Linked DNA regions of Homo sapiens: region 1 is linked to region 2. A link is an interaction called in ENCODE POLR2A ChIA-PET data of the cell type or tissue named here. Cell type or tissue: Panc1. All regions are shown on one strand.

Region 1 (2,500 bases), 240 kb before region 2:
TTCCCACCAGATAGATACTTTCAGTATTCCATAAAGCCTAAATGAAATCTTAACATTCCCCAGGATGAGGCTGTCCTGCGAACTGAAGCCCCAGCCTCTTTACTTTGAGCTGGAATTACATCACCTGTGTAACAACCTTGTTCATTTCATACTCACCTGAAGCTGGCTTGGTGACTAGAATGGCTTCTAGGTAAGGAAAACTTGGAAGCAAATTGATTATTAGAAAAAAATCCAGTTTGCCTTCTAGATAAAATCTTCCCAGGTGTCCTTGGTGGGAAAAGGCTGGGAATGGTGCTCAGGGCAGTGACCTGCAGATCCCTAGGTGGAGAATAGCACCCCCATCCCACCCTCCTTCCTTCTTCCCCATCTGCCCTCACTGCCTCCCTGCAACTGAACAGAACCAGCTACCAGGCATCCTTGGCCAGTGTCCAGAGCACATTGATTGACCTCAGGGAAAAAGCTCTGTCTTTTTTCCCCCAGTCATACACCTACAAAGCCCCAGTGCAAGGCCAGCAGAGTGCATTGAGGTAGTTCACATGAAAACAGTAACACTTGTTTGTTTTGCACTTCAAGGTGCAGAAAATCCTTGGCAGCTGGGCCTGGGGGCCTGGGCAGCTCAGAAGAGTGAAGATGTTCTCTTGACTCTGGGACTGGCTGTTCCAGTGGTTTATGGTCTTGCCTCTCAGATAATTGATATCAGGGAGGCTTCTGAGAAGCAGGAGGGAGGACAGGACATGAACTCCCCTCTGGACAGTTCTGCCATGTGTCCAGCTAGGCTCAGCTGCCGGAGGGGGTTGGGTCTAGTTCCTGGCTCCTCTGGTGCAGAGTGAAGGGAGATGGAAGGGAGGAAGGCGTTGCTCAACAAGGAAGAGCCCAGCTCTGGCCAGGCCTTGGCCAGGTGCTAAGGAAGGAGATGGGCTCCTGCCCTTGCCAGTTCCTTCAGTCTGGTCTGGGATTTGGATGTTTGGGATGACAATCCCATATCTTGAGTACTAGATGTGACAGGTTAAGACTGAGGCTTTAATCATTTTAAGAAATGGGCTTTTCCTGTCTGTGTGGTGATAGAGGGTGACATTTAATAATGTTGAAGGGAACATAGAGGCTCAGCTTTCCTGTGGTGAAGCCAGGCTTGATCCACTGTGAATAAGGCAAGAGAGATTCAAACTGAAACATGGTACATTTAAGTTAAACACAGGGATGAGCTTTCTCCAGGGGCCATTCAAAATAGTCCAGATTCTCCTGGCTTAGAAGGACCAGCACACGTCTCAATGGAATGGTCAAAGTCTTCCTACAATCTGGCCCCACTAACCCTCTGCAATCTGGGCCTCTAAGCCAGGCTCACTTCTTATCCTGCCTCACTCTAGAATGTTCACTGTTCTGGTCCCTGATTCTCTATATCCTACTCATCTGGAGGCTAAGTTATGTGCCCTCTTCCAAGAAGCTCTTTTTTTTTTTTTTTCCAGACAGGGTCTCACTCTGTCACCCAGGCTGGAGTGCAGCAACACAATCATGGCTCACTGCAGCCTCGATCTGCTGGGCTCTGGTGATCCTCGCTCCTCAACCTCCTGAGTAGCTGGGACTGAAAGCGTATACCACCGTGCCTAGCTAACTTTTTTTTAGAATTTTTTTGTAGAGATGGAGTCTCACTATGTTGTCCAGGCTGGTCTTCAAATCCCGGCCTCAAGTGATCCTCCTACCTCAGCCTCCCAGAGAGTTGGGATTACAGGGATGAGCCGTCATGCCTGGCCTCCAAGAAGCTCTTAACAGCAGACACTGTTGGTTATCTGTTAGGCAACCACTCCCCATATCAGTTCAGATGATGTTCAACAATAGTTCAGATGAGAGTAACAACAACAACAACAACACAGCAAACAGTGATGGCATAAACCAACGAGAAATTATGTCCCTTTCTCTCTCAAGAAGTTGGGAGGTTGGCAGTCCGGGGGCTGCTAGAGCACTCCATGGTGCCAGGCGCTCAGGGTCCTTCTAGCTCTGGCATCTGTCATCTTTAGGGTGTGGTCTAAGGTGGTTTTCATGTTCCGTGGAACAAGCCAGATGGAGAGGACATTGAGAAAGGTCAAAGAGGACGAGCTAGCAGCCCTGTAAAGCAGGCTTTGGGAACAGCTCTCAACTACCTCATTGGCTATTGGCTCAAATACCTCATCTCATTGGCTAGAATTTGGTGCCTCACTTCCCCCCCGATGCAAGGGAGGCTGGGAAGTACAATCTGCATCATACAAGAAGCACTGTCAAATAAATAATCCTTGTACAGGTGTGAGTATCCTTGTACAGGTGTGAGTATCCTTGTACAGGTGTGTTATTAATGTGTGTTCCAAAAGCATATGAGATTCCTAGAAATCTATGTTTTAGTACGTACCATCAGTCATAATTCTAATGTTAAATTGTTGTTTGCTACAGAAATAGCCAAATTTCCTCATCAATTGCATGATTATTATTATGAATTTTTATCATATCTTTAACCATGAGCATTTAAAATCTT
Region 2 (2,500 bases):
AATGATCAATAAAAAACAAACAAACAAACAAACAAACAAACAAACAAAGGTTACGGAATCAGAAAAGCACAGCAGTGGAAGACACTCATTCACAGAATGGAGAAATAGAGGCACAAGGGGGATACATGGCTGCCTACACCACACTAAGAGAGTATGAAAACAGCAAAGTATAGACTCATTTTCTTTTTTTTGAGATGGAGAGTTTCGCTCTTGTTGCCCAGAATGGAGTGCAACGGCACGATCTCTGCTCACCGCAACCTCCGCCTCCCGGGTTCAGGCAATTCTCCTGCCTCAGCCTCCCGAATAGCTGGGATTACAGGCATGCGCCACCACGCCCCGCTAATTTTGTATTTTTAGTACAAATGGGGTTTCTCCATATTGGTCAGGCTGGTCTCGAATGCCCGACCTCAGGTGATCTGCCCGTCTCGGTCTCCCAAAGTGCTGGGATTACAGGTGTGAGCCACTGTGCCCAGCCAGTAAAGACTCATTTTCTTTTTCTTTTTTTTTTTTTTTTTTTTGTTGCCCAAGCTGGAGCGCAGTGGTGTGATCTCAGCTCACTGCAACCTCCACCTCCTGGGTTCAAGCGATTCTCCTGCCTCAGCCACCTGAGAAGCTGGGACTACAGGTGCGCACCACCATGTCAGCTAATTTTTTGTATTTTTGGTAGAGACAGGGTTTCACCATGTTAGCCAGAATGGTCTTGATCTCCTAACCTCATGATCCACCTGCCTCGGCCTCCCAAAGTGCTGGGATTACAAACGTACCCGGCCAAGTCTCATTTTCTTTAATTCTGCTTTGTTGGAAGTAAATGCAGGTGCTCTAAGTTTTATCAGTCTAAAGAGAAGCTTTGACTACACTAGGAATACTTTTTATAACACAGTACTTTGAGAAAATAAGCACTTAGCTACCTCTTGCACTAGATAAGGGAAAAGGTTTCTATAAAATTTAAATCTATAATTATCTTATATCTTGTCATCATAAAGTTGTATTTCTTTAAGTCTGTCTACAAAGGAACAACGAAGCTTCCCCATAATATCAAAACGTATGTTTTAATGGTTCTAAGTGATCATGATTAAGTAAAATTTTAAGATGCTTTATGTTAAAAAAATTTTTTTTTAATTACTTTGGACCCCACATTGCCTAAAAATTTTTTAAAAAAGTAAAAAATGCTTTATGTATTAGACATAACAACAATATAATTACTAAAATTACTGGAGAAACATGGTTAAAGTTTAAAACTATGCTTATTAGAGCAACGTGATTTTATCTACCAATATTGTACTAATATGTGTCTTTGCTCACTTTACTCTGGTAACTTCACTTTGAATTCAACTGTTAGAGACCACCAAGACCCTCTATCTTAACTCTCTCTCATAGGTGTGCTGTGTGAGTTAATTCCAACAATTCTATTATTAGCCTGTACTGTTTTGTTAAAGTTCCTGCATGGCAATGACCCCTGATCAAGGCATGAAAAATACTGATTGAATGGTGTTGTTTTGTATTTGTGGGTCAGGGGATATTTAGGTGGTTTATTTATCAGCATTGTTTCATGTGATTGATGAGTTGCACTTGGTCTCAATGAGGCTCTTCCTCTGACCTCCACTGAAGAGGCTAGTTAGAGAACAGGAACATGTCCGCTTGACAAGAAAAATATTAAAAAGTCCAGTGAAGACTCTATTTTGGGCTCCTAGGTTCCAAGGTGTCCTGTGCACACATCCTGCTCTGAGAGAGAAAATGCACCCCACCACAGACTTTACACAACAAAGGAAAACTGGAACTTGCACCCGAACTCTCTGGATGACTTGCTATGACAGCCTTTGACTGTGATGCATATCCTTACCATAATCCTGCTACTGGATTGTATCCTTCTCCTGTAATAAACTGTAGATGCATAACCACTGCCATTCTAGGCCCTGTGAATCTTCCTTGGCAATCAAACCCTTTTTCACTGCCTCTGTCAGTGCAATAGGCCTTAATCACAAACCAGTAACTCTAACATTCATTTCCAAAAAGCAAAAATTTCTAAGCTGTCTCATGTCTCTTGGCTTCTGCCATGAGGCTAAGAGTCAATACAAACCTGTTATTAGAAGTCTGAACATGGCCAGGCTCTGTGGCTCACGCCTGTACTCCCAGCACTTTGGGAGGCCGAGGCAGGTGGGTCACCTGAGATTGGGAGTTCCAGACGAACCTGGCCAACATGGTAAAACTAAAAGTACAAAAATTAGCCGGGCATGGTGGCACATGCCTGTAATCCCAGCCACTCAGGAAGCTGAGGCAGGAGAATCGCTTGAACCCAGGAGGCAGAGGTTGCAGTGAGCTGAGATTGTGCCACTGCACTCTAGCCTTGGCAACGGAGCAAGACTCCTTCTCAAAAAAAAAAAAAAAAGAAATCTGAATGTGTCCTAAGAGTGAGTCACCACCACCAACTTTATGAGGACAGCACATTGCCAAGTATATATTGTATGAGTTGAAGGAAAACAAAAAAACAAAATCACTTGTT

What was found. ChIA-PET counts read pairs that join two places held together with the same protein. Peaks named below come from ENCODE experiments on the same cell type or tissue, not always from the same donor. Only the 100,000 strongest peaks of a DNase experiment are listed, where the experiment ranks them.
Region 1: POLR2A ChIA-PET joins it to region 2 with 8 read pairs; 2 of 35 experiments call an interaction of 5 or more read pairs at or near these places.

What each region holds. Positions count from the first base shown.
Region 1 is chr2:47,673,673-47,676,172 of GRCh38, reverse strand. It overlaps a transcript of MSH2 not described here. Among named protein-coding and RNA genes, the nearest start is that of KCNK12, 100 kb to the right of the region's middle. In Panc1, no CTCF peak of the experiment used is centred here; no DNase peak of the experiment used is centred here.
Region 2 is chr2:47,429,944-47,432,443 of GRCh38, reverse strand. The region is part of intron 7 of MSH2 (mutS homolog 2); the gene reads right to left. Among named protein-coding and RNA genes, the nearest start is that of MSH2, 28 kb to the right of the region's middle. In Panc1, no CTCF peak of the experiment used is centred here; no DNase peak of the experiment used is centred here; H3K27ac peaks cover 342 bases.